Regions from separate parts of the Homo sapiens genome. Here region 1 is linked to region 2. The links are chromatin loops, found by intact Hi-C in ENCODE. Cell type or tissue: PC-3. All regions are shown on one strand. Each heading gives the region's core, and the rest is flanking DNA. Links, peaks and the distances in the headings are about the cores only. Region 1 has its middle 86 kb from the start of SPATA13. Region 2 has its middle 9.7 kb from the start of SPATA13.

The links. A loop is a pair of places that touch in the nucleus more often than their neighbours do. Peaks named below come from ENCODE experiments on the same cell type or tissue, not always from the same donor. Only the 100,000 strongest peaks of a DNase experiment are listed, where the experiment ranks them.
Region 1: a loop joins it to region 2, with 7 times the contacts of the local background. A loop is called at or near these places in 6 of 110 quality-filtered maps.

The regions. Positions count from the first base shown.
Region 1 is chr13:24,067,141-24,082,262 of GRCh38, forward strand. It overlaps a transcript of SPATA13 not described here. Among named protein-coding and RNA genes, the nearest start is that of SPATA13, 86 kb to the right of the region's middle. In PC-3, for the core only: no CTCF peak of the experiment used is centred there; DNase peaks (open chromatin) are centred at 4,481 and 8,471; H3K27ac peaks cover 1,778 bases.
Region 2 is chr13:24,143,457-24,158,578 of GRCh38, forward strand. It overlaps a transcript of SPATA13 not described here. Among named protein-coding and RNA genes, the nearest start is that of SPATA13, 9.7 kb to the right of the region's middle. RefSeq lists an enhancer at 5,991-6,667. In PC-3, for the core only: a CTCF peak has its summit at 5,715; DNase peaks (open chromatin) are centred at 5,535 and 5,945; H3K4me3 peaks cover 1,215 bases; H3K27ac peaks cover 3,862 bases.

The DNA of each region.
Region 1 (15,122 bases), core at 3,553-11,552, 75 kb before region 2:
ATAGACTTCTCAGCCCAGGCACTGCTGCCTGCCCAATCTTTACACTTCAGTCTCAGTCTTCACACTTTCCCCATCCCTGATTGGAACTCCACTCAGTTATGACTTCCATGAATAAACACCAGAATCCAGATAGCAAATAGCTGGAAATCCTACTAATCCCATGTCCCTGCCTCTTGTTCTATGCTTCCTGAGCTATATGTATGTACCCTTTGTAAGTCAAGGATCATAATTAGGTCAAATAGGGATTTAGTCATTAAACTTAAGAGCATCAAAACTGGGTGTCTTCATAAAAAGCAAGACATAAAGAACTACTTTTCCATCAAATACCAAGCCCACGTTTTTGTATACATCAAAAATACAAGTAGATTCAAGAAAGTTATATAAGTAAATTCACAGTGATAGAGCTGTAATAAATATCAAATTTAAAATCCATTGAGATGGAAAATTGAAACTAATATTTCTTTTGAAGTTAACAGCGTGGAAGGCTCTATGCTGTGTCACCTCAGGAACAGAATCTTGGGGTAGAAAAAGCTGCTGATTTGACCTAATATGCATGATTTCTTTTTGTTTTGTTTTGTTTTTGAGATGGAGTCTCACTCTGTCGCCTAGGCTGGAGTGCAGTGACATGATCTCGGGTCACTGCAACCTCTGCCTCCCAGGATCAAGTGATTCTCCTGCCTCAGCCTCCCAAATAGCTGGGACTACAGGTGCCTGCCATCACATCTGGCTATTTTTGTATTTTTAGTAGACATGGGGTTTCACCATGTTGGCAAGGTTGGTCTCGAACTCCTGACCTCAGGTGATCTGCATGCCTTGGCCTCCCAAAGTGCTAGGATTATAGTTGTTTTGTTTTTAATTAAAATTGTTTTTTATCTTTTATTTTAAGTTCAGGGGTACATGTGTATGTTCATTAGATAGGTAAACTTGTATCATGGGGGTTTGTTGTACAGATTATTTCATCACCCAAGCATTAAGCCAAGTGGCCATTAGTTACTTTGCCTGATCCTCTTTGCCTCTCACCCTCCACTCTCCAATAGGCCCCAGGGTGTTTTGTTCTCCTCTATGTGTCCATGAGTTCTCCTGATTTAGCTCCCCCTTATAAGTGAGAACATGTGGTATTTGGTTTTCTGTTCCTGCTAGTTTGCTAAGGATAATGACCTCCCTACAGAAGACATGATCTTGTTCTTTTTTGTGGTTGCATAGTATTCCATGGTATATATGTACCATACTTTTTTTATCCAATCTGTCTAGGTTGATTCCATGTCTTTGCTATTGTTAATTAGTGCTGTGCTGAACATACACGTGCTTGTGTCTTTATAATAGAACAATTTATATTCCTTTGGGTATGTGCCCAGTAATGAAATTGCTTTGTCAAATGATATTTCTGTCATTAGGTCTTTGAAGAATCACCACACTGTCTTACACAGTGGTTGAACTAATTTACGCTTTCACTGACAGTGTATAAGCATCCCTTTTTCTCCACAACCTGTTATTTCCACCAGCATCTGTTATTTTTGGACTATTTTGACTTGCATTCTTATGCAGTGAGAGCCTTAGTAATAGCCATTCTGACTGGCATGAGATGGTATCTCATGGTGGTTTTGACTTGCATTTCTCTAATGATCAGTGGTATTGAGCTCTTTTTCATATGTTTGTTGGCCGCATGTATGTCTTCTTTTGAACAGTGTCTGTTCATGTCCTTTTCCCACTTTTTAATGAAGTTTTTTCTTGTAAATGTGTTTAAGTTCCTTATAGATGCTGGATATTAGACCTTTGTTGGATGCATATTTGTGAATATTTTCTCCCATTCCGTAGGTTGTTTGTTCACTCTGTTGATAGTTTATTTTTCTGTGCAGAAGCTGTTTTGGTTACTGTAGCCCTGTAGTATATTCTTGCGTAGTATAGTCAGGTAGCGTATACCTCCACTTTTCTTCTTTTTGCTTAGGATTGCCTTGGCTGTTTGGGCTCTTTTTTGATTTCATATGAATTTTAAAATATTTTTTTCTAGTTCCATGAAAAATCTCAATGGTAGTTCAATAGGAATAGCATTAAATCTATAAATTGCTTTGAGCAGTATGGCCATTTTTACAATGTTGATTCTTCCCATCCATGAGCATGGAATGTTTTTCATTTGTTTGTGTCATCTCTGATTTATTTGAGTAGTGGTTTGTAGTTCTCCTTGTAAAGATCTTTCACCTCCCTGGTTAGCTGTATTTCTAGGTATTTTGTTCTCTTTTTGCCAATTGTGAATGGGAATTCATTCGTAATTTGGCTCTTGGCTTCACTGTTTTGGTATGTAAAAATGCTAGTGATTTCTGCACATTGATTTTGCATCCTGAGACATTGTTGAAGTTGTTTATCAGGTTAAGAAGCTTTTGGTCTGAGATTGGGTTTCCTAGATATAGGATCATGTGTCTACAAACAGCGATAATTTGCCATCCTCTCTCCCTATGTGGATGCCCTTTATTTATTTATCTTGCCCGATTGCCCTGGCCAGGACTTAACTTTGTTTTTATTTTTCTTAATTTTACATTCCAGGGGTGCATGCCTAACATGCATTATTTTTGTTTGAACACGTACAGCATTTATCCTGCCAACAACTGTTCTTTGTTTGATCATTTATTCTGTTATTCATGTAATATTACCAGTTCAATAATTCTATCATTTGTACATAATCTAAGACCAAATGGCACTGACCGTTGTGACAGTGAGAAAGTTGGGAAATGGCAGGATTGAGGGCTTGACCCCAAAAGGTGACCAACACTGCAAATCTCAGAGGCCAAAGGAAGGTCCCCAATGTGAGTTCACTCTGGGAGGGCATTCCTATCTGAGATGTGGGAGTGCGGTAGAGGGGTCTCTGGCAAGTAACTCATTGGATAGAGGTAAGGCTAGGCAGCATGGACATTTGAGGAACATCTTCTCAGCTCCAAGAACATAGTTTAGCTTGGACGGTGTTTCACATACTGACTGCTTGCTTGGAGTACAGAGTTCAGGAGCAGGGGCAGATTGTGGACTAAAACGGTTCCAGTGTCAGAGTAGAGCAGTTAGACTTCATCTTGCAGGTGACAGAAAACCCATCCAAATTGGTTTGCACGGTAAACATGATGGGTCTGCTTGGGCAACAGAAATGTCCGAGGAAATTAGCCCTGATGCGTGGCTGACCAGGGCTGCAGCATTTCTCTGGGATTCTCCTTGCCTCCTCTGCCGCCCCCCTACCATATGCTCACTTCCCTCAGGGTAGGGATGGCCCCCCAATTGAAAGGAAGAGAGAGAGGAGATATCTCTTTCCAGAAGTCCATGTACTTGGCGTCTCTGGTGTGTTTTGGTCGTGGTTTGGGTTGTGTCTACTCTGAGCCAATAGAACTTTACTGATTGATTAGCTTCGGCCTTACTTTGGGACTATGTGTTTATTGTGATGATTAAATTTATGTGTCAACTTGACTGGGCCACAGGGTGCTGATATTTGGTTGAACATTATTCTGTGTGTTTCTGTCAGAATGATTTTGGATGAGATTAACATTTAAATCAGTAGACTGAGTGAAGTCAACTTTCCTCCCTAATTTGGGTGGGTCTCTTCCAATCAGTTAAAGGCCTCAATAGAACGGAAGGCTGACCCTCCCCCAAGTAATGAAGAATTCCCCCTCCCTGACTGTCTTCAAACTGGCACGTCTGGTTTTTTTCTGCCTTCCGACTCAAACCAAAATAGCAGCTCTTCCTGGATCTCAGAACTGCCGGCCTTCAGACTGGAACTATGTCCTCAGCTCTCCCAGGTTTCCAGGCTGCCAACTCGTGCTGCAGATCTTAGGACGTGCTGACCTCCACAATTGTAGGCGTCAGGTCCTTCCCTTTATGTATATGTCTACGTCTGTGTTAATGTCTATATCTGTGTATATATTCTGTTGGTTTTGTTTCCCTGGAGAACCATGATGAATGCACTCATGGTTCAGGGAGGACTTTAGTATGACCAGAGGAACTAGGGATGCGTAGAAAACTAGTGCTTAAGCCCAGTCATAAACTGCTTGAATGATGAGATATGATTCCTTTGTAGAGGAGACAGCTGCATCTCAGTGGAGTCACCTGAGCCCTAGGACTCATAGTAGACACATTGGAATGGAGGGCAGCAAGACCAAAGGGTGGGAAGCCAGACATTGTCTGAAGTGATCCAGAAGCTAGTTGGAGCTTAGCCTGCTATGCTGAACTTCAGGAAACTGTGTTTAAGTGGAATAATAACATCACCACCACCACCATTATTGGTGCAAGGCATTAGAGTGAACCTTTATCTGCATTGTTGTCTTTAACTCTCATAACAACTCTGTGAAGTGGGTCTGATTGTAATTTACAGATGAGAAGGCCAAGGCTTAGAAATAAAGTACCTCACCCTGTATCCTCAATCGCTTCTGTCTGGTGGAACTAGGGAAAACCAGCACGCAGAGATGTGACCTCTGGTCTGACTCAGCCCTCTGTAGTATGGAGCTTGTTCCTTTGGTGTCTGACCGTACATACAAACAGGCACACCCTGCATTGAATCACATCAGATTTAATGTTCCTTGCTGGCATTGTTGTTGATAAACATTTTTCATTGTATTCTAAGTAAGGGCATTTAGTGAGGAGGAGGCTCTTGGCATTGTCACTCACTTTGCTGTTTTTCTGGATGCCTGGAAGCTCTGTTTTTATGTTAAGCAAAGTTTTAACTTTGTAAGACTTTAAGGAATTTTTGAGCAAGATGATTCTCCCCGTGTGCACTTTAAAACAGCTGACTCGAGTGCTCTAACAGCTAGAGCTCTTAAGAATTTGTGGCTGGTTATGGCAAGGTATTGGTGGTGGTGTTGGCATAAAGATGTAACATGTGCTTGCTGTATTAATAATTCAATCCATATGCCGTCTTCTCATTTTTGTAGAAGATAAAAGAAGTGCACATGTCCAATCAAGAATATTAAGGAAGAGTGAATTGGAGAAAGTACAAAATTGAACACACAAGTACATGAGAGAAAAGCTGTTCTCTCTCAAAGGCTAAATGTGTTCTTAGAATGTAAAATGGCTTGTAACTAACCCTAGACATACAGAACAAACAATGTAGAATCAATGCTGAAAATTAATTTTTAAAAGCCCTCAAGTCATTGCCAAAACTGTTGTCTCTCTTTAAGTACCGTACAGCAGAAGAGAAACTGTCTTTAAAATCTTTCTACCTGGATAAACTCAATGGACTTTGCAGAAAGATAAATGGGAAATCAAGCATTTGTATGAACTGGGAATATAGATGATTAATGTTCGCATTGAGCCTGAGGCAGGTGGATCTTCACAGTATGTGCTCGTGGCAGGGCTGGACATGGGCCATCCTGTTCTATCAGGGCTTCTGATGCACCTACTTCACTTTAGAGATGAGCCTCCTGACACGGTTGTTTAGACTCACTGCCTCTCCAGCCCCTCCTGCTCACACACAGCTCAGTCCCCAGAATCCTGGCTTCCATTCCCATGATTTCATTGAATCTGCCTTCTGGATTTCATTGAATCTGCCTTCTGGGCCATCACCAGTGACCTGCTTGCCAAACCAGAGATGATTTTCCTCTTCAATCTCATCACTTCTGTGCACCTACGATGCCCTTGGAGCCTCTCCTCCCTCGGCATCGCTTTTTCCTGGTTCCTCTGAGTTGCAATGGCTCCTCCTCAGTGTCTACTGTTGGCTCCTTTTTTTTTTTTTTTTTTACATCCCCTTAAGTGTAGTCTAAGTTGAATCCTTGGTCATCTCATCCAAAACTAAACCTAATGCACAGATGACTCCAGCCCATATGTGAAAACCAGGTAAACTCGCAAACTCTATATGTGGGGTTCCTTTAGCATTTTAAGCTGAACCTGTCCAACATTGATCCCGTAGATCTTGTCTCTATGAATTTATAGATTTTCATAGGGATCACCGATATTTTGATAATGTCCAGTTTTTTTAATCCAAGGCAATGGTGAGTTATTTGACCATTTTCTGGATAACGTCATGATCATTAGGTTGAAGTGTAGAAGATTGTATGTTGGTGTTGGAAGGCCAAGTGGGGGACTGTAGTGGACATTTGTCAAGGTTTCAGCTGCTCTGTACTGTTCACCTTGCAATTTAAAAAAAATTTCTAGGTTTGTGAATCCCACTACCCCAAGATAGAACTGAGAAAACTCACCATGCCAGCCTCTTCATCAACTAGGGCCCAGGCAAGTGGCTTATGCGCCATCAGTCAGACTCACCTGCATGTAATTTTGTTACTTGTTTTCTATTTGATACAATATAAATATCTGTCTATACCTATCTGTCATATGTTAGAAATTTGAAGGAGGAAGTTCCACATGGAATTCATTTTTGCCTGTGACAGTGGCAGCTGAGGCATGCAGTTCTTGGGAGTGGCAGTCTGTCCTCACACACAGGTGACATTGGTGCCGGTGGCCATAGCAGCTACTGCCACATTTGAGTAAGTGGACTTTAGGCCAGTCCTTAAAGCTTTTAGGACTTAGTGAGGTCAATGGCATGGTTTTCTCATCAGGCCTTTACTGCAGCATGATTTTGGGTCTTTCCTGGAAGTTTGGCCTTGAGCCTAGTTCTCAAGCCATCTAATATCTTTTAAATAAACTTCTCTCCTGCTAGTTTCTGTTGCTTGCAACAAGAACCTTGACTAACACCTCAGGGAGATGTGGGAGGGAGAAATAGTCTGAAACACCATGAATATTCAGGAAGGCTGTGAACTGAGCACCTCTGGTGTGCCAGTTACGTAGACCAAGACATAAATGGAAATTCTTGGAGATGTGCAGCCTTGCACACCACAATAAACTTTGCTGCTGTACAGCTGCTACTCCCTGTCTCTACCCTGATTCTTATTTCACATTGTAATTTACACTTAGCACTTCTTAAAAATTTGTGGTAAGATGCACATACATTTTCGATCTTAATTATTTTTAAGCATACAGTTTAGTAATGTTAAGTGCATTCACATTTGTACATCCAATCTTCAGGACATCTTGAAGATCTGAAACTGTCTTCATTAAACCACTATTGTCTATGCCCGTTTCTCCCCAGCCCCTGGCAACCATCCTTCTACTTCCTGTCTCTATGAATTTGCCTACTCTAGGTACCTCATATAAGTGGAATCACACAGTATTTGTCCTTTTGTAACAGGTTTATTTAACTCAAGATTCATCCACGTGGTAGCATGTGCTAGGATTTCCTTCCTTTTTTAAGGCTGAATAATATTCTGTTGTATGAATAGACCACATTTTTTTTTTACCATTCATCCATTGATGGACACTTGGGTTGCTTCCACCTTTTGGCTATTGTGAATAGTATGGCTATGAACCTGGGTGTATATGCTTAGCACATTTAATTGTACTCATGATGACTGTCCCTTATGCAGCACTTACTATGTATCAGGCACTGCTCTAACACACATTAACTCCTTAAATCTTGCACCAATCCTGTGAGTTAGGAGTTATTATTATCTAAATTTTACCAATGAGGAGTAAAGTGATTAAAAAAAAAACCCTTGTAGGAATTAGGGAACTTGCTCAAATAACTGAATCCTGGTGGCCATTGAAAGAAAAACTTCAGACAATTGGATTTAGCAGAGTTTAATTGAGCAGAGGAAGATTCTTGAATTGGGCAGCACAACCTCCTGTTAGCCAGCCAGAATAGGTTTGGAGCAACTCCATGCTGCCACGTGGTCAGAGAGGATTTCTAGACAGAAAAAGGAAGGAGACATACAGGAAAGGGAAGTAAGGCACAGACACAGCTAGGCTGGGTGCAGTTTGGCATTTGCCTTATTTGAACAGTTGGCTGCCTGTGATTGGCGAAACTCTGTGATTGATGCAAAGTAAGTTACAGTCTGTTTACACCTGCAGTTTGGTTATGTTTTCCTCTGTATGGAAAAACCCTTAGGCCAAGGTTAGAATATGTGAGGAGGCACCTTTAGGCCATACTTAACTGAACATGGTAGACCCAGGTCCTGTGCCCCAGTCCTGCTCTGCTAGAGGCCTTTCTTGACCACCCAGTTACTCTTCATCACAGCACTATTTTAAATCTGTATGTAGCTACTATTACTCTCTAACATTTTAGTATTAATTTAGTTTTTCTTCATAGTTAATCTCCCACTAAAATATCAGTTCTATGAAAGCACAGACCTCATGCTTATTTTACATAATTATATCTCCAGAGCCTGGATCTCGGTTTGGCAAATAGTAGTCACTCAGTAAATATTTGTTGGCTGAAATAATGAATAAGCCTGGGCAACAGAAAGTCTTGTAATAATAAAAGTAAAAATAAAACAAATGTTAATAAAGGGGAAAAATCTTTTCATTAAGCCAAGGGTTTAAATAAACTCAAGACTTAATTAGAATTGCTAAAATGTCCTATTTTTTTCAAATGACCCCATGACATTTTGATACCAGCTAGCTGGGTTTGCTGATGAGATTAGTCATAATGCTGGCACTGTTTCTACTTCACAGAACTGGAAAAGTTATGACAACGTTGCTTATCCCGCTTTTTAAAAGTTAAGTATTTAGTTCAAAGAAACATGACTGTTGTCTGTAATTTCAGCTGGAGGTAAAATGAGTGACAGTTTTTCACCTTGACCTCCAATTCTGGAGTGCAAAAAAAGTGGACGGGAAGCACTGTTCTTTCTGCCGCTGGTCTTGCAGCAGCCTGTGGGTGGAAAGGAGAGCTGGGCCTGAAAGCATTTGCCGCCACGCTGTCTCCCTTTATTGATGTCTCTCTCCTGGGAGAAGAGAGATTTCTATAGAAGAAATAATTTCTGCAGAAGAATTAGGACCAAAAATAGTCTAGAATGGGGGAAAAAACTAAATCTAGCAAATCATGCGGTGGAAACACCTTCTGTTTCCATTGATATCTTAAGAATGTGCTGCCCAAACTAAGCTGACCATTTTGTTTTCCTCTCACACGGAAACACGTTTCCCCACTTGTAAAACAGAGAAAAGAGGACTTTGAAATTCATTAAGGTAATAAGCACCACTGATGTGCATTCTTGACTGAGAAGTTCTTAGAAATTCTTGAGGAAAACAACAGAAACAGCAGTGTACATGCTTTTATCATTTAAGAACTGCCACAGGTGCAGTTCTTAAAAGTTGATTATTAACTATGCAGCCTGAACTCCTGGGAAATGAGTGGTTTATCTTTGTGTGCCAGGTTATAGCCCCGTGCCTGGCAGACTCTCCGTCCCTGAGTGACAGACTAAGGGATGATGAAATAAATCAATGGGAAAGCACATCTGCAACTGGGCAAGGACGAGGGGAACAGACAATGAAAACAGCTGTCCCAAAGGATGGCCAAGTGCCTGGATTTGTTTTTGATGTTTTGCTTCTCAATTGTTGTTTTGATATTATTTGTGCCAAAAGTGAAACAAAGCTCCTCGTTAACTGAGAAGAGTGAATATGAACGAAGCAGCAGACCCCGGGACAGGAAACCAGGCCACTGAGGGTCTTGTGGCTCTGGTGACCCGGGGTCTGGGGTGGTGCTGTGGGGGATGCAAAATGCAGAAACGAAGACAATGGGGACACAGGGAGGTGCAAGGACAGGGAAGGAAGGAAGGATCCGCTCACAAGAAGAGAAAACACCTAGAGACAAAAGAGAGTCACTCTTATGTAAAAGGAAGTTACCCCCAGAAAAGCAGGTGGAAGTCAAGCAGAAGGCAGTCCCAGGGGGCGTGTTCCAGCAAGGTCCTCTTACATGCAGGGTGGACAGGAGTCCCCTAGTCCTCTTGGATTCACGGCCAGATGGGCTGACACAGTCATTGCAGCAGATCGGCTCTTCAACCTCGCCTTATTCCTAAGACAGGCTTTCCAGGGGGATACGGCAAAGTCCTTCCCTTTGATTCATATGTTGTTGAGGGGACCCTGGGTTTCTTAACGAGCCAGTTTTCATTATTATTATTTTTGTTAAAATACGATCTCTGGTGGCTTAGAAGAAAATAAAAGAATGTCTGGGAAGGGCACCACACATCACAGTTGAACTTAATAGCAAATAGCTGTTTCTACCATGCAGGCCATGCCTTAGGGTTCCATTCCATAAGTTATCTGGAACATGGAACAAATTTTCCTACGAGAAATAGCCCCAGTCCTGGCGACAGAGCGAGACTCCATGTCAAAAAAAAAAAAAAAAAAAAAAAAGAGCCCAGTCCACAAGAGCTGGTTTAATTCACAGTAGAGGTTAACTATAGTTACAGGAGCCATGTTCTCTGAACCCAAAATTGGGATCCATGAGTTGACAAGTACATGTGATCATACTGGAACGAAAGAACAGATATAGTACACACGGACATAAAGATGGAAATAATAGATGCTCAGGAATCCAAAATGGGGGAAGAAGGGAGTGGGTGAGGGAAGAAAAATTTCCTATCAGGTACAATCACCATTTGGAGAATGGACACTGGAAGCCCAGTCCCCACCAGTACACAAGATACCCCGTAACAAACATGCACAGGGATCTGCTGGATCTAAAATAAAATTTAAAAAAAAAAGACAAAACAGAATATGGAATTTGGATTCATATTGGAAGATTCAGGTCACAGTGTATTATAGAGCGGCACACACTATGCTGTAGGCCCCAGGACCGTGTATAATCCATACTTCTACAGGAAAATGCATGCCCATCTCCAATATTAGGTGCAGGTTACATTCCTCCTCTTGCTGTCCAACCCCATGGCTTGAAACCTCGGGAGGTGGTCCCACTGCTGTTGTGAGAACTGGTCTGCTCTGGGGCCCACAACTCTTTGTTCCCTTGGTTGGTCCCACATCCTTCTCTCTTGCAGGCCCTGTCCCACCCCAGGCTTGATCTCAGCCTTGATCTGAGGACCTTCAAGGCTTGGCCTGCGATTGTCAGCTTCTTGCTCACCCCACACTAACTTTGCAAACCGGTCCCAGCGTCCATGAGTTTTCATGGAGTTTCCCAGTCCCACCACTTGATGCCTGCTCTCCTCCTGCACGTGTGTCAGAGCTCTGCACAGCTGCCTGCCTGCCACCTGCTCGCCCCCACAGCAGTGCCAGCCTAGCTCACCTGCAAATACCAAAGACCTTCAGCCAAGAGACTTGGTGCTGCCCACCCTCATACCAAGCAGGATCAAGAGAGGCAAAACTTTGGAGCCAGACACGCCTCTGTTTGAGTTCTGACCCAACCATTTACTAGTTTTCCTGTGTTTGAAATGGGCATGATAGTAGTTTTGATATTTTTGGTGTTTGCCAAATACCATGGTAAGGGCTTTACAGATGGTAGCTCATTGAAGACTCACAGTAACAGTCTGAAGTATATGCTGTTACTGTCTCATTTACAAATGAGAAAACAGGCCTGGGGCACTTCACTAATTAAGACATACTTTTAGTGACTAGTGGAGCCAAGTTTCTGACATAATGTGACTTTAAGTATGCTCACTTAACCTCTAGAAATAATGTGAGTGAGGGTCCCAGCATGGTGCTGACAGCAGCAGGCCTGGGCAGTTGTTATTTGTTGTTACTCTCAGTCTAGATCTCCATTTCCCAGTAGGTGTGTTTAGGAAGCAGTTGTCGCCCTAGTCCATAAAGTCATACTCTTAAGTGCATAACTCTGCTGTCAATAGCCCATCAGTGTACATTCACCTTCCCATTCCATGCCAAGGCTGTTATCCCAGTTGTGTGATGGGGTTCAGCCCTGGCTTGCTCATTCATTTATTCATTCATCCCCCCATTCAGTCAATGACTAAATAGACATCCTGTATCCTCATTTACCATGCTGGGTACTGTGGACCCAACAGTTTGGGAGATGGGCACAGCTTCTTGGTAATTACCATTCAGTGGAAAAACAGACAACTGTATCATCACCCAATATATGAAATTCCAACTGGGAATTGTTCTAAAGGAAGATGTAGGGCACAGTTCACCGGATTTGGCCTAACCAGAAAATTGGAGAGGGCTTCTTGGAGGAGGTGGTACTGATCTGATAACGGAGGATGAGTAGGAGGCAGTGGCAGAAGGGAAGAGGGGGAGCAGTTCGGGGGAGGGCAGCGGGTGCCTAGGCCCTGAGGCATGTGGGAACACGGGATGTAGATGGCCCACATGGCTGCAGGAGAGACTTTGGGTGTGAAGTAGAACTGGAGATGTAAACAGGATCCAGCCATCCAGGGCCTTGTCCGCTACGGTGCAGTTTTATTGGTAAACCAAGAACACTGGGAAACTGTTGAATGAGGTGAAACAGAGCTGAGGGGGTGACATGATCCACGCTACTCTGAAAAGATCACCCTGGTTTCTTGCTGCAGAATGGATTGCAGAGAAGTCAGAGATGGAGCAGAGCAGAGGACTCCCGGTCTGGGCTTTTCCATTTGAAAGACTCTGGCTGAACTTTCCCTGCTACCTGGTTGCAGATTGCTTTCAGAGTCTTGTCTAGAAGTTTCAGCTGATGATCCCGACCTGAGACTAGGCAGGATGGGCAAATGCTAGTAATACAGGGGGGTCCTGACGGCTTGAGGGAGAGACTTTTCCTGCCAAGTATGGGGTCCAGTTCTTTCCTGGGCTCTACTTTATTTTCTTTCTTTCTTCTTTTTTATCTAAAATCTCCCTTGGCACAGTGCTAGTGTGCAATTATATATCATTAGTTACAGCCTCCTGCCTACATTAGGTCTCTGGACTCATCTTATAGAATTGCAATTTTGTACTTTCTGATTACATCTCCCCATTTCGCCTCTCACCTTTTGGGCCTTACTTGACTCTCCCGTGAGGATGGGGATACTCATACACTGTCTACAGTAAGTCACAAAGTCAACCCGTGTCCCAACCAGCATATCTGAAGATGCTGACTTTCAAGTTAAGGTCTAACAGCATTTCTTGCTTAGGAATTGATTTGTAGTTTTAAACTCCAGTGCCTCAAAATGGAAATGAAACCAAAATTAGAAGGAATTTTATATTAAAATATTCAACATCACCCAGCTGGAGAAGTGAGAAAGTGAACTGTGAATTATGAAGAAATTACTTCTTGGGTCTTTTATCTAAAACAGGCAAATCTAAATCTCAAAGCCTTTTAACCCCAGTGTTCTTCTTTGCCATAAAAGGATTCTTCTCCTTCACATGACCGTATGTCAAAACAGCAGCGCCTAGAATCAAATTCCTGAAACACACCCCAGTAAGGTTTACTGCTGTAAACAAATGGCTCAGGACATCACAGCAAGTGGGAACATTCCCTGCTATGGAATGAATGGGCTGTGAAGAGAATAAGCAGGAACCAACGACTTACTAGAAATGAGAACAAAAGCTTTGGCGGCTTGGGCCCAAGTCACCTTGACACCATCACATGCATCATCACTCAAAATGAATAAAACACTCAAAAGCTACAATCTTGCCACATAAATACAGAATTGGTGGGAAGGGAGGATGGGGATCACTGCGCACACACAGCAGGTGGGAAGTCAAGCCAGTCAGGCTGGACTCTGGGACCCATTAGTGTGGACAGGCCGCACACCACCTAAGAAGGTAACTTCCCCTTAAATTTACAGGTAGATCTGAGATTTCATCGGTGGCCTTGATGTCACAGAGTATCAGTGACACTGTATGACATATTGTACACCTCAGCCTGTAGGTAACAGTGTAGGGCACAGACTCATCTTCTGTGCCCTATGGCATGTGGAACGTCCATCGCACATGTTAATGTTGTGCATTACTGTATGCCTCGTGGGCTGTTCTTTAATCATTTTGTTTCTTGGAGTCTTATCTTCCTCCAAAGAGTTAGGCAACTCTCTTGACATTTGGGAAACCACTTCCAGTGCACCTGTCTTCTGTCCCCTCACCTCCTGGAAACACACGTACCTCCTAATAAGTTCCCAATGCTCCCTTTTGTCATTCCGAGGGTTCTGTCATCCTCTGGTAAGGAAAGGAGGAAAATACCTGCATGAATATCAACAAGTTTTGTTCTATTCATTCATCTAAGCATTTATTTCCTGTCTATTATATGCTTGGTGCTGTGGATGTAAAGATGAGTGAACACATAGTGTTACTGTCAAAGACCTCCATTTTGTCCTTGCTGTTGGCCTAATTGATGCAATAATTTGACTCCTTTCAGGTAGATCTGTCCAAGTCATGCATGAGAGACCACCACTTTTTTGGTTTTTGGAGGGGACAAAAAGTGAAGAGTTGAGTTAATCATACAAAGTTCACCGGTAATCTATATGAGGCCCTTCTCTTATTTTATTTTATTTTATTATCTTTTTTTCCCACTTCTTTATACTCCCCACTGTCATTCACTCTTCTCCTCCCAGCCTAAGCACTTATGTCCTTGGATATGTATGCATCTGTGAAATATAGTGTTGTAGCATGTCTGTAAGTATCATAAACTCACATCAATAGTATGAGGCTGTAGGTCTCATTCTATTTCTTACTAAAAAAAAAAGCTGGCCCAGTGTGATGACTCATGCATGTAATCGCAGCACTTTGGGAGGTCAAGGCAGAAGGATTGCTTGAGCGCAGGAGTTCAAGGCTGTAGTGAGCTATGATTGCACAACTGCACTGCAGCCTGGGTGACAGCACAAGACTCTCTGTCTCTTAAAAAATAAATAAATAAAAAGTAAGCATAAATTTAAAAAAAATTAAAAATTGCACACTATGTTTTAAAGACCACTGGATGTTGCTGGCAGTCCTGGAGCTCATTCCCCTGTCGGCTTCACAGCCATTTTTCACCATTTTTCTCTTCTGTCCCCCTGGGTTAAACCCCAGGTTGCCTTTCACTTTCCACGCCCACAGACAATGCTGGAATAAGTTACCTGGGCCCTGTTCCCTGGTGCTGGTGCTCTCTGGGAGTCTATTCCCAGGAGTGGGATTGATGAGCCATAGGTCATATGCATATCTATTTATTTCACTGAGTGCTGCTGTATTGGTCTCGAATGGCTGCACCATTTGCACTCATGCCAGCAGACTTATACTTCATTTTATCAGGATGGAACCTGGAATCATAGCAAGGATGATGTCCGCTGCCACTTACTGCAATCTACTGTGTGCCAACCTCTATGCTAGTTGCTAGTTGCTTGACATGCAGGATCCAAAATACATCTTTGCAAGGATAGCAATATCTCTTCAACAGGGGAGGACGCTGAGGTTCAGAAAGAGTGAGCTACTCTCTCATAAGCACGTAA
Region 2 (15,122 bases), core at 2,686-10,685:
CTCATTCCTATGTTCTTTTATATTTTGGATAAATTGATAGTTACTTCTATTTTTGCAAAGATGAGTGACCGAAAGCAGAAAAGAAAAATGTGTTTTCTAACTTAAAAAGTTGCTCCTTTCCAAGTAGAAGTCTTTTTTTCCCAGGCTTTCCGACTCTGCTGCCAGTTATGGAGAGAGATGAGTGACCTGAGCTCTGGGGGACGTCCTGATACCACCCACAGGGAACCCGAAACGTCCTCCAGGGGAACCACAGAACATCTAACAGTGGGGGCTGAGCCCTTTTCAGAAACTGTCTGGCTACTTGATGCCATGTCTTGCTATAGATAGTCCCAGAGGTTCTGAGATGTGACCTCTAAGACTAGGAGAAAGGACTTACTTGGAGGAACATGTGACACTTTCTCTCTGGCCAGATGACCTTAGCCAAGTTATTCTTCTAATGTCCTCATCTGCAAAATGGGAAAAAGAACACCTATCTCATGTGGTTGCCCTGAAACCACAGGGCATATGATGAGAGGTCACAGGTGAGAAAGGCCGCCCAGGGTTGGCCAGAAACACTCAAAGCACGTAGAGTGGGGAGAACAGAGAGCCTCCCACCACACCCCCGACTGTGAATGTTCATGAGCTGAATGTGCACTAACTCAGTGGCCCCAGTGGGATCTGCAAGGTCATTATTGTGATCCCACTTCTCAGAGCAGAAACTCAGTTCCCAAAGATGCTAAGCCCCTGCCTCTTGGGATGTAACTGTAGGTGGGCGAGTCAGGACTTGGATCCAGTCTGTCCAATGCTGTGATCCACTCTCCCACATGCCTCGTGTACGTCACAAACATCACACCAAAGGGCGAGAGCGGGTACTCATCTTCCCCTGCCCCACCTTCCCACATCAAGATGGATAATGAAAGAGCACTTGTAAACTCTTTTCCATGCCCAAGAGACAAGATGAGCGAATGAAACTAACATCACTCAGCACCTTCTGTGTTCCAGGAACTAGGCCAGGTGCTACCCAAAAAGTTTCCTATTTAAGAAGCGTTGGAGGATGGCAAAACCCAGCTCTCCTTCCTGGTTGTCGCACAGCGTACACAATGCACAAGCACTGGCCCAGACAAACTTTGATCAGGCACCGCTGAGCAGCTCTTGGGGGCTCTTTGGTGCCTGCAGGTTGCTGCCATTGTGCCCCTCACTCAGCTCCGTCCGGGTTGCAGCACACCAGCCCCGCTGCAGCAGCCACCGAGAGAGGATCCCACCTTTCAGACTTTGGCCAGCGTGGCGTAGTTGGTGTTTTCTTGACCAGGGTCGGAAGAGGCAGAGACTAGGGTTCCAGGTTCTGGTGGCAGCCTCGTGCAGTACGGTATGCTGAGCAAATCCTTGCACCCTCCTGGCCATCCACCTCCTTGCCTTTGTCTTCCAGTTTCTGCTCAAAGCTTTCCCCTTGGCCTAAGATGCTGCCCACTTTCCAATAAATCCTTCATTACTTCCAAATTTGGATGAATATTTCATTAGACCTATGATCAAATGGAGGGTGAGGACACAGAGGTCCCTTGGGTAGTGATAAGGTGGGAGGCAGGTAGAGGAAAGGGACATTGTGAATATAGTTAGAATGAGCTGGTACACTATTTCTGAAGTGGGCAAGTCAAAGGAGACTGTCGTAGCCACCTTCTTTTCAACTTCCTGGCAATACTGACATCACTTTGTAATTTAGATGCTGGGGGTGTCAGAAAGAGACAGTGTGAAAGGCACTTGATTAAAATGTGTAAATCCTACTGCCCTGAAAGAATCTGATTTTTTACAACAGCCACAAAATACTAAGTAGACAGAGGCAAAGGTCTAACTTCATTTTTCTATTGAAGGTATTAATTAGGGCTGTTACTAACAGTGGTGGCATTGTGAAAGAGTCAGAGGATTCCAGCCAAACAGGACTTTTCAGGGGCTTTGAACAAGGTTTAAAGTATGTCCCTGCAGGGGAAAGGAAGCTGTCTGTAGCATCCCTACCAGCACGTTCCTCTGATTGTTCTCAGTTCATGTGAGTCCACAGAGGACATAAACCGAGTGAGCTGGTAACAGATGTAATGAAAGTACTCCAGGCCTCAGTAAGAAGAGTCAGAGGGGTGGCATTGGTGCCTGAATAACAGCATTTGTGTAGCTAGATTAGAACAAAGCAGGGACTGGGGAACTCTTCCTGCAATTCTCAACTTACAGTTTGGGGAATGAAGGTATTAGTAACTGAGGTGAGGCTGAGGCAGTGGAAACATAGCTCAGGTGGAGAGAATTGTGCATGATCAATAAATAGAGAACGGCTAATTTTCAAATTGGTGATGCTGCTAGGAGGGCGTGAAGGAGACTAAGACAGGAAAAACATCCTTGTGGACAGCATTGGCCAAGACTTCACGGCGGAGACAGAGCACAGCTGGGGCTTGGAGGAGAGAGAGCTCTATGCTGATGGAGGGAAGGAGCCTATTCCATATGTGAGAAAGAAGGGGGACGAGCACTCCCGACCAAGTCAACAGGCATAGACTGCGGGGGCCAATCTGTCTGCAGCTGAATGTGGTGAGGAGTGGCAGACACTTGGACTGAACAGGTAGCACAAGGTCCCTCTCTGGAGAGCTTTGGCAGCCAGGAAGAATTTGGATTTGGGAATCTTTGCTGATTAAGCAGGAGGGGAGGATGATACACAGGAGAAATGGTATTTTAGGCAGCACCTATCCACTTTCTATTTAGGATAGAGGGAGTCTCAGTCAACAGACTTTGAGTATCTTGATCCCATTGGCAAAGCCAGCCTAATTCATAGATCAGCTTCAGGGACTGAAGCCAATTAAATCGGGGCACTCCAGCTTCACTGACAAGGCTGTTCCCATTGTGAAAGGGAGGTCAGACTCTGTAAGCCAGATACAGTTAGTCCTCCAATTTCAACTCCTCTCCCTGCGGCCAGGCCAGATCACCGAGTACCCTTGTGATCGTTAGCTGCTTCCATGCAGGCAGGCCTGCAAGAAATTCGTTGGCTTTCATTTAAAGATAGGAATTGGTAACTAAAATTGCTAGGGCGATACATAACTAAGTACTCTATAATCTTATCTACATAGATAAGAAATAATACATAAACCTGTATGATAATTAACACAGAGGAAAGTAGGCTATAAATAACCTCTAAAATGTTCTTTTACAGGGCACTAAGGAAATGGAAATGCACAGCAATTTAAAAAAAATGCCAATACTTCTCTTACTTGTCACAGGTTAGAGATATGTGAATGCCATGATTATGTTATACATTTAATTAGTATATACCTTTGTGTCTAAAGCATTTTCCATCGTGGTCGGCTATGCTTCCTGCAGTCTCAAATGCCCTCTACACACTACGGAATATCCTATCTCCCAGATGGACTGAGATTTCTTTACCACCGCATCCGTCCCCGCCCCACCCCTCCCCCACCAATTTTGAACATTTTACAAGCTCCAGTCTTTTAAAAAATCTCATTCAGGCATGATTTTTTTTTCCTAGAAAAACTATGCCTTTCACTTAGAAATAAAGAGAAGAAAACATCTTGGCGAGTCTTGAAATATGTCAATAAATTCATTGCCCAATAGGCCTCTGGATGAGTTTATTATTTTCCGCTGCCCATAACTCCAAGCATGCATTGGATGGAAGATGATATCTGATTGTTCAGATAATTTTTTTCTTACCATCAAGAATGGAATGCTTTTTCCACTTATAATTAAAATTGTTTCAAGAAGACTACTCTGATTAATTGGCCTGGTGGTATGTGTGATGCATGTCTCGTACTTTAGGCAGAACAGGATGCAGAGAAGGTGGAAAGGAGATAGAATGATGACCGTATTGAGTAACTGGGCCATGACAGTGAGTGTAGTCTGCTTTGCTAAATGTGAGTTTCTGTAATTTAGCTTGTAGGTGACTGGTAAATAGGGGCAGAGTGTCACCATCATGTGAAAGTTGTGCTGATTCATAGCAATTTCTGCCCTACACGTTAATGCTGGCCAAGCTTGTCTATCCACTCTCTTCTGTGTGCTCCCTTCTCCGTTGGAAGTGGTGATTGCTCGGTGCTCTCAATCTGGGAGCATTTTGCCCTTGTCTTCATATCTCAGCAGGGTCAACTCTCAAGCTGTTAAGCCCCTTCCAGGAAGCCACCCACACCTTTTAAAAAAACTTGTAGTAAATATACAGAACAAAACGTACCATCTTAACCATGTTTAAGTCTATTAAGTACATTTATATTGCTGTGCAACCAACACCACCATCCATCTCCAGAGCTGAAACTGAAACCCTGTACCCATTAAACATTAACTCCCCGTTCCCTCCACACCCCTAGCCCCTGGCAGACACCATTCTACTTTCCTTTTCTGAGCTTGACCGCTCTAGATACCTCATATCAGTGGAATCGTACGGGATTGGTCTTTTTGTGATTGGTTCATTTCATTTAGCGTAAGGTCCTCAAGGTTCATCCATGTTGTAGCATGTGTCTGAATCTCCTTCCTTTTAAGGCTAATATTCTATTGTATGTATACACCACATTTTTTTAATCCATTCATCCACCACTGGACACCTGGGTTGTTTCTGTCTTTTGGCTTTTGTGAATAATGCTGCCATGACTATGTTGCGTACAAATATCTGTTAAAGATCCTGCTTTCAGTTCTTTTCCGCATACACCCAGGGGTAAAATTGTTGAATCATATCATTTCCCATATTTTTAAAAGACATTCCTGCACAGCATTTGCAGTTGTAGTTCCTTGCTAGGAATCTAATGTGCCTTTTCAACTGCCTATGTCTTTTGATTACGATCGTTACTATTGTTAGGGCTCTGGTGATGAAGTCCTCAGGGTTCAAGGGGTCTCAGTCCTACTTTCATGAGCCCCGTTGTCTTTTGTGCACAATTTCACAGAACACAAGGCTTTTTTGTTTTTTTATTTTTTTTTCCTGAAATGCATACATCCCATCAGAGCAGAAATGGCCATAGGGTTGGAATAAATAGGCTGGGGTATAACCCTGTGCTGTATTACCTAATTACCTCAGAAAAATGAAACCATCTCAGTTTTCTGCTCCTTAACACTGCCTCCCAGGGTACCTGCAGGAGTTTCTGACCTGAAGCATCAAACACAAGCCCTTGGTGTACACATAACCAGTGTGATACGTTAGGAGTTTAATATGGTTGACCAGAGGCTTTTAGTCAGAGGGAGAACTTGGTTGAAGAGTTGAGAATCTCTGCAAGGAACTGGCTCAGTCTTTTTCTTATGCCTACAACTGTTGGCATTGTACACAAGGCTTAATGGACCAAACACATCAGACAAGTAAAACACCTAAACAGGAGCATTCTGTCCTAGCAATGAGTGTGTGTCCAGAGAGATCTGGAAAGCTTGAGGAAGGCAGGGAGGGGTAGAACAAGGGAAGTAAGGACACAGGAGCTGCTGTTCATTCTGGTAGAGCGGCTTGTTTATTATTCATGGTTTCCATGAGTGTTTGTTTATACCAGGAAATGCTCTCCTATGCATGCCACATGAGAGCAGGGCTCTGTGACTCAGGGTTGGTGACTGGGCTTGGAGGAATGTAGGCTCCGTCCACAAACAAAGGAGAATGAGGATTTGAATGTCACGGTAAACTTATTTGTGACTAAGGAGGTAGTGGGCAAAAGGGGGGCAGGAAGAAGCCATGGGGCAGATGAAAGAGGCGTCCTGTCTGCCCCCTGCCTGTTGCCATCACACTGGGTCGTTTTCCACATTGCTGATCACTGCAGTGTGTTCCAGTGATGGGCTTTATCTCATTAGTGAGTCCTGAAATGAATTTAGCAAATTTCCACCAGAATTAAATACAACAACCCAAGAGAGAAGAGAGAACACCGAACACACCCCATGAAGTAAAGGTTGGCATCGTTTGTCATTCTCTTTATGTTCTCATATGTGAGATCGTGGGGGTGAAATACGCATCTCACTGTGGGCTGTGGTCGGAAGTTTGAAAAACACCCTGGCATTTTGCCTGTCTTCTGTTCCTGGACCTTCCCTTTCTGTTGGTGAGAATTTTGTGTCCAAATCTGGCCAAGGGTGGACTCTGAAGAGACAATCCCTGGTTGACTCTAGTGTTCATTAGAGGAGTTCTGCTGCCACTTTTTCAGGAATCAGAGATGCCCTGAGGCCACCTAACACTCCTAGATCTTCTGTCACTGTGGTGTAGTGCAGCGTCCTGAATTTGGAGCTAAAAGCTTGGATTTGAATCACTGGAAATGGCTGATGGGGGCGGGAAAGCTCCCACCCATGTGGGGAAGAACCCAGAGGGAGAGCGGCTTGTACAAAGGCCCTGCGGGGCGGATAGAGCTGGAGAGCTGCGGGTCAGGTTGTCACAGGCCTTGCATGACATGCAAAGAAACTTGAACTCGGTTGTGTGGGTGCTGAGGCCTGACAGGAGTTGGGGGTGTTTCAGAAAGAGCTCTTGGGCAGCAGGAGGTGGTTGGGGAGGAACACAGAGATGGGAAGGCCTGCATCCAGGGGCTGTCGGGGAGGGAGAGAGCTGCTGTGCCACAGGGTGGCTGTGGGGAGGGAAGGGAGAGTGTGGGGCATGGGAGAGTCGGGGGACTGTCCCACAGAAAGCTGGTATCTGCCTGACTGGTGGCCAGGTGTGCAGCCTGGAGGAGACGGAGCTGGGCAATGCTGAGATTCTTAGGTGGACTGATGGGGGACAGTCACATTAGAACATGGTGGGCCAGACCCTCTGTCCTGAGACACATTGGCTCTACAGTGCCCGTCTCCCGTGCTCTCCTCCCACAGCCTCCACTTCTCCAAACACCCTGGGTTTCTCCCTGCCCAGCACCAGTGCACCCACCGCATGTCCTCAGTGCTCTCAAGTGGCATCACTGCTGCACAGCTCCTGCCAGTCCCCTAGAGAGCAGCCTGCAGCCTCAGTGGCATGGCAGTGCATCTCAGCACTGGGAGTTCCAATCCTATGAGATGTCACCGACTGGCATGGGTGCCCTCTGGGGAGACCTGGTTCAGGCAGGACCTCCTTTTTAAGGCTGTTTCTAACTTCCCATCCATCCTGAATTAGTCAGTGTTCTCCAGAGAAATAAAACCTATAGGAAGTATAGAGAGATAAATATTGATTGATTTTTTTTTTTAAGGAATTGCACACAAATTTGAGGGCTGGCAAGTCCAAAATTTGTAAGTAGGCCAGTAGGCTGGAGACTCAGGTAAAAGTTGATGTTGAAGTCTTGGGTCCAGAATCCACAGGGCAAGGCAGGCCACAGCAGGCTGGGGATTCAGGCAGGCTTTTGTGTTGCAGTCTTGAGGCCGAAGTCCTTCTTCCTCAGGGAACCCACATCTTCTCTCCTATGACTGTCCCCTGATTGGACAAGGCCCACCCACATGGCAGAGGACTCTCTCCTTTACTCAAGTCTAGTGACTTAGCTGTTAGTATCACCTAAAAATACCTTCACAGCCACACGGAGACTGCTGTTTAGATGTGTTTGCTGTCTAGATGCTGTTTGACTGGGCGCCATGGCCCAGCCAAATTGATGCATAAAGTTAGGCATTACAAAACCCCCACTAAAGAGTTGACAAGTCCCTGTCTGGGGTCTTTGCATATTTTAATCCATTCCTACAGGAATCCTGCGAAGATTCATAATCCTCATAATTTTACAGATGATAACATTGAGATTCACACAGATTAAGAGGCTTGCCCCAAATCACACAGTTCTGGAGACAGAATCCAGGAGATGGCCCTCAGACCCAGATGCTTCCTCCCGCAGTGCTGAGCTATCTGTGCTGTGATTGTGGGCATGCGTCCTTCAGCATTCAGGTTACATCAGGACTTTGAAAGACAGGCAGATCTTGGTCTGAATCCTTGCTCTGTCAAACACATGGGGCTGAGGACCCGGAACCATTTGTTTAACTCCTGGCTCAGTTTCCCCATTTGTAAAATGAAAATAATGATAAACTCTCCCTGGTTTTAATGATGAAGTGAAATATGCAACACAGTGCCTGGCTGTTAGTAACCATGCACTAGACAATAATAATGGCTGTAATATTGAATGTTTCATCATTTACAACCAACTTATTTGACAGAGAATGAAAATACCCAGTTATATACATGAAAGTCCTGTCTCTGTCAGGGTTTTGTAATAAACATTTCAAATTATGAATAGATGTCCATTACTGGAGTTTTTTTTCCTTTTTTTTAAGAGTGTTGGGTCTGGAACTCAACTGTCCAAGTTCAAACACCAGCTGTGGGTACATCACCAACCTACCAGAGAGGGCTCAGCTTCCTTATCTGTAAAATGGTAATATTAGCAGTTCCTACCATTTAGGGTTATTGTGAGGATTAAATGAGTAAAACATGTAAAATGCTTAGAACAGAACCTGGCACATACTAGGTATTTAATAGACTTTACCATTTTTACCAGCTGCATAGTCTTTAACAGTACTAAGCAGTATAGATGCTTGATTAATTTAGCTAACACTAGTGAATTGATATTGCCCAGGATGAGGGCTGCAAAGGGAGAGAAAGGCATAAAGCTGTGAAGATGTGGTTCAGTTCTCAGGGAATGCCTGGTTTTCTAAAGGTGGCAGGGCCTTCCAGGAGCAGCAGACACAGGCAGAGTGTGATACGTGAACACACTGAACAGTCTTAGTCTGTTCAGGCTGCTGTAACAAAATACCTTAGACTCAGTAATTTATGGACAGCAGATATTTATTTTCCCACAGTTTTAGAGGCTGGGAAGTCCAAGATCAAGGCACCTGTAGATTCAGTGTCTGGTGAAGACCCTTTTGCATGGATAATGCCTTGTATGTGCCCTCACTTTGTGGGAGGGGCACGGGGACTCCCTCTGCCCCTTTTATAAGGGCACTCCTCCCATTCATGAGGGTGGACACAAGCTTTCTGACTCTAGCACAAGGCACAGCCCCAAACAAGGCACAGGCCAGGTGCCATGGGACTCAGTGGTTCCTGCTCAAGGACATGGCCACTTTCCTCTGTGCCTACTTCACAGCTCTGTCTGACACCCATCCTGTCACATTGTGTGTAACGACCTCCTCTTCCGCCTCTTTGATAAGCTCCACCAGGGAGGTCCTCCCCAGTGAGGTCTTGCACAGCGGGTGTTCTATGCCAGTGAGGGAATAAAATCATGAAAGCATTCCAGCCCCACAGCTCCCACATCCCCGTCTGTGTGACCAGTGCTTTCAATCACAGCAAAATGATGCCCATGGCCTTTTCAAAGTCCTGCTGTGGAAGATGTCTCTCTCTGTCACTCACCATCACCCGTTCTTCAAATATGAGCTGCTCATTCATCAGGCTTGTGTTGGATGGTCACTCTGAGCAAGGCGCCAGAGACAAAATGCAGAGCCACTCCAAGTCCTTATCATGGAGGAATTGACAGGTCTTGAAGCAGCTTTCTCTCTCTCTCTCTTTCTCTTCCTCTCCTCCCTCAAATGTTCAGAACTCAAATGATGATTATTTCTTTTCTTTCTCACTTTTACATTTTACATTGAGACTTTCACCTCCGTGTAACCTTTAAGTACACCCAATACACAGCGTAGCTGAATGTGACAAAGGTCAACATGCAAAACAAAAGCAGTGTTGTGCGTGTGTGTGAGAAAAATGTCTATGTTACGTCTGTGCTCATGTCTACTTAGGACCTCTGAGTTGGGACTTGGGCATCCTCTGTGGATGGTGTCTCTTTACTCTGATTTTATCATCTGCATCTCCCCATCATAAACATTACGTCCACATACAGACACATTAGCTGCCTGGCAAAGGAGCTGTCATGCTGGTCTGTCTCATGTATGTTTAGGGTTTCCAATAGGCCCTGGTGGTCCTGGCACCTCTGATGTGGGTGCCCCATTTTCCACCTGCAGTCCTGTCTTTGGGCTGTGTGGCCCACGTGGCTGGCCTTCACTCTGTGCACTTCCTCCTCACTGCCACCAGCACACTCTTCTCACACTCCATTTCATTGCCTAAAAAGGAACTTGTTCTTGTCAGGTAGACAAGGAATAAATAATAGAGCTAGGGTTCTGCTAGTACATGACAGAGAAGTGAAGACATTGACAATTTAGGACTCAGCATGTGTAAAGTACACCCTTCAGATGACAAAATCAGTGAAGGCAGCCAAGGCCACTTTCAACAGAGGACACGTGGTAGAGAGAATGATCCACGGTACGCTGCAAGGAAAACTGTAGGTCTAGGGTAAAATAATCACAGATCCCCTACCCATGTCAATTGCAATTCCATTTATCTCTGAAGCCATATGTATGAAGAGCACATACTTTATGTGGATCTACACAGGAGAACAGAGTCTAAAAGAGGAGGTCATTTTGAAATATCCATGGAGATTGATGACCACTAAAAATTACTGGGAAGTGGGCTGGTGAGGTATAGTGAGAGAGTGGAGTTTGGAATTCATCCCTTGGGGTTGGAATCCTAGCCCAGCCACTTCTAACAATGTGACTGAGCTGCTTAGTGGAAATAAATATCCACCCTTTATCAAACAAGTGTTATCTTATGAGGACATTTATGTATGTTCTCACCTAATGTTCACATCAACTCTGAGCGGTGGGAACTATTGTTATCCCTATTTTTATGATTAGAAAACTGAGGCTAAGACAATACCAAGTTTTAGTGAAGGTGGGGGACCATGTAGAACTCTCTTCTACCACTTGTGGGAGTGTAAACTGATACAAGCATTTTGAAAAAAAAAGCTTGGCCGTAGCTACAGAAGGTAAACATATGCACACCTGATAGTCTGGCAGTACCACTCCTGGGTAAATACCCAACAAGAGTGTGATTTTTTTTCCACTAAAAGCATGTTCATGTCCTGGCCACATAGTAACCAAAAGTAAAACAATCTAATTGTCCATCAACAATAGAATAGGACATAGTATATTCAAACAGCAGAATACTACACAGCAATGAAAAAAATGAACAAGTGTTACACAGAGCAACATGGATGAATCTCAGACATACTGTTAAGGAAGTCAGACACAAAAGTATACATCCTGCATGACTCCATTTATATGAAGTTCAAAAACAGAAGTAATTTATGGCAATAAACATTAATGTTTACCTTTGGGGTACTGGGCATTGCTAACGGGGGGGAGGGGCACATAAGGGAGTCTTTTGAGGCGCTAGAAATTTTCAGTATTTTCATGTTGTATTAGTTTTCTATGATGTGGAACAAAGCACCACAGTGTGTTAAAAACTATGCACATTTATTTTCACACTTTTAAGCGAGTTTCCAGGGGTGAGGAGTCTGGGCACAGCTTAGCTGGCTCCTCAGCTCAGGGCCTCATGAGGCTGCTGCCACAGTTGGGCTGGGCTGTGTTCTCATAGAGAAGCTTGACTGGGGGAGAATTTGCTCCCAAGCTCATTCTTAGTGTCGACAGAATTCACTTCTTTGGAGCTGTGTGACTGATAGACCAGTTTTGTTTGTTTGTTTTGAGACGGAGTTTTGCTCTTGTTGCCCAGGCTGGAGTGCAATAGCATGATCTTGGCTCAGTGCAAACTCCAACTCCCAGGTTCAAGTGATTCTCATGCCTCAGCCTCCCTTGTAGCTGGGATTACAGGTGTGTGCCACCATGCCCAGCTGGTTTTTGTGTTTTTACTAGAGCCAGGGTTTCACCATGTTGGCTAGGCTGGGCTCAAACTCCTGATCCACCTGCCTCAGCCTCCCAAAGTGCTGGGATTACAGGCGTGAGCCACCTTGCCCGGTTGGTTATTATTATTTCTATATTACAGATGAAGAAACTAAGGTTCCAAGCAGTTTGCCCAAAGCACCCAGCTAGTGAAAGATGAAAGGGGGATTCTATGAAAGGTCTATGTGCCTCTGTGGTGCTCCATCCCCAGTGACAGAGATCTGTCACGGAAGAACTTTAGGGCCTACTGTGTAATGATGGAGTCCAAGTGATAAACCAAAAATTGACAGATGAAGCTATCAATCATGAAAATTTAATAAAGAAGACAGGTTTTTCAGGAGTTACTCAATTAAATCAAAGAGAATACTGCTTGTGAAGGATGGCTCTGGTAAAGTGGTCTGCATCAGTGCTAGTCCACACACACTCTCGGTGCCTAGATTCATTATTTAAAGTGGGACTGATGGGCAGTGGGATGGAGTGGAAGCTTACAGGGCTTTCAGAACCAAGCCAGAGTCAGTGAGTGGCAGAGACAGCTCTTTACTGCAAAATCCCAATGGCTTTCTGCAGATTCTGGCCTGCAGATTAGAAAATGGGACATTTTTAAAAACTGTGGTAAAATACACATAAGACTTACCATTTTAACAATTTTAAGTGTGCAATTCAGTACATTAAGTACATTCATATTGTTATGCAACCGTCACCATCATCCATCCACAGAACATTTCTCATCTTGCAAAACTGACATTCTGTCCCCATTAAGCAGTAACTCCCCACTTTCCCACTGCAGCCTCTGGCAATCACCATTCTACTTTCTGTCTGTGAATTTGCCTACTCCAGATACCTCATATAAGTGAAATCCTACAGTATCTGTCCTTTTGTGATGGGCTTATGCATTTAATGTAATGTCCTCAGGGTCCACCTGTGTTGCAGCGTGTGTCGGAATTTTGTTCCTCTTTAAGGCTGAGTGATATTCCATTGTATGTATTTACTACATCTTGTTTATTCATCCATCCATTGATGAATACTTGGGTTGCTGTCACCTTGTGGCTGTGTGAATACTGCTGCTATGAAAGTGGGTGTACAAATATCTGTTCGAGTCCCTGCTTTCAGTTCTTTTGGGTATATCCCAGAAGAGGGATTGCTGGATGATACGGTAATTCTAGTTTTTTGATTTTTGAGGAATTGCCATACCTGTTGTCCACAGCAACTGTGAGGACAGCGTGAGACCGTTTATTCTCCTCTTTTGCCTGTAGCTGCCCTGCCCATTCGTATTCCCCCCTCCAAACCCAGGTGTGATGGGGGCCCTGTCTCCGAGCAGACAGGGAGGCACCGTAGATGGCACACTGGATCTGGCTCCTGGCCCACCCCATCTGTACTCTAGTCCTTTGGCCTTGATGACCCATTCCTGGAGGCAAAATGCTTTCCTCTCTGTGCCTCAATTAATTGGGTTTCCCAGCACCCCAATAGCCAAATAGATACTTATGTGCTAAGATAATGTGATAAATGCCAAACATTATTCTGTCATCCTAGGAAGCTTCAAATTAGAGAGAGATCTGCTCTAGTAAACTGTAGAATAAAATATAGCAAACGCACCTTATCCATTCTAATCAATGATAGCCACCAGTTATTGAGCATTTGACCACGTGCCAGGCAGTGAGCTGGGACTTTACATACATTATTACACTTAATTTTCACCATAAGATATCACAGATAAGGAGCCGGTCAAAGTGAGGTTATGAAGTTTTCCTAGAACCCACATGGACAGAGAGCAGAAGAGGCTCAGGTTCTCTCCTGCTCTCTTGGGTCTTGCCTTATGTGCCAGAGGCATCTGTGGTTCAACCAACCCCCTTTTGTCCCCTGCCACCTTCACAACCAACAAGATGCTGGAGGCTGCTAGATGAAGATAAAAATGTCAGTGATATTACTGACAAAATCATCTGGAGAATGAGTGCACAATTGTTGCTAATGATCTCTGAGTGACCTCCCAGCTCCTTTGCCTCTGCTTCCCTAACCCGGTCTAGACCTTAAGTTACTTCCTCCAGGTGAAAGTCTGGTCTGTGGCATCCAGACACTGACCGCAGATTTCTCCCAGCCGTAGTCTGGGCGGAAAGGTTAAAAAAGAGTGAATACTCTGTGCTGTTAATAAATTAATAAATCAGGTTATTCTATCAAGGGAGTCTACCAATGGATTTCTCCAACCAGTCAGGTAACTCCTTTTTCTTTTTTTTCTTTTTAATATATTTTTTTGAGATGGAGTCTCGCTCTGTCACCCAGGCTGGAGTGCAGGGGCGCGATCGCGGCTCACTGCAAGCTCCGCCTCCCGGGTTCACGCCATTCTTCTGCCTTAGCCTCCGGAGTAGCTGGGACTACAGGCGCCCGCCACCACGCCCGGCTAATTTTTTTTGTATTTTTAGTAGAGACGGGGTTTCACCGTGTTAGCCAGGATGGTCTCGATCTCCTGACCTCGTGATCTGCCCGTCTTGGCCTCCCAAAGTGCTGGGATTACAGGCGTGAGCCACGTGCCCGGCTGGTAACTCCTTTTTCTGCAGTAGAGGGTGGGGCGGAAGCCATACGGGTTACTTTATAGGAGCTCCTCAAAGAAAAAAAACTGAAATGAGGAGAAAGGAGTTTCCTTTCTGCCCTGTACCTCTTGAGAAACCCCTGCTGAATGGAACTTTCAGCAGATGGAATACAGCATTGCTTCTCCCCAACCCTGGGGGAGCTCACAGCACTGCTTTGTTCAGAGCATTTTCAAACAGGAGCATGAGATCAAATCCTGGCTCCACTGCTCACCAGCTGTGTGACCTCAGATGATTCGTTCAACCCTTCTAACTTCATTTGCCCCATATATAAAATGAGAAGGATAACTGTACCTCAAGGATTGTCTTGAGGATTTAAGAAAATGATGAATGTAAACAACGTGGCATAAGTGTCCAACAAATATTAAGGGAAAGACACATTCTAGTTTTGGAGATGTTATGTGGAACAACAACAAAAAAAGCGCGTTAGACTTAGTGAGAGGTGGTAGTTTCTATCCTTAGACACTCTCCTGCAGAAAGCATCAGTGTTGTTAGGACGAACTTGGGTGAAAGTTTTGAATATTCAGGCTCCAGTTAGAGTCTTGAGTACCAAAAGATCAGCAGAGAAGAAAAGAGGTCACCGACCTTTGGAGGTTCCCACTTGCAGGAAACAACAGAATGCAGATGCCGGCCTTGTCTGCGAGGCTGTGAGTGATGGCGGCCATGTGGATAGAGAGCCATGTTGACAGAAAGCCACTGCGGGAGACCTAGGCTTTTACACAGAGGCCACATTGTGATTCCCGCAGGAATGGTAGAAATGGAAGGAAATTTAGCTATTGCTCGTCCTAATCTCTGACTTAACAGAATGGAAAAGCAAGAATAAGCGTCGGCTGGTGATGTACTCCCGTGATGAACACAGCTGGTTAGAGCCAGGTTGGACTGCGCCGCCTCTTCATGTCAGATCAGTGAATTTTCTCTTGAGCCATCCTG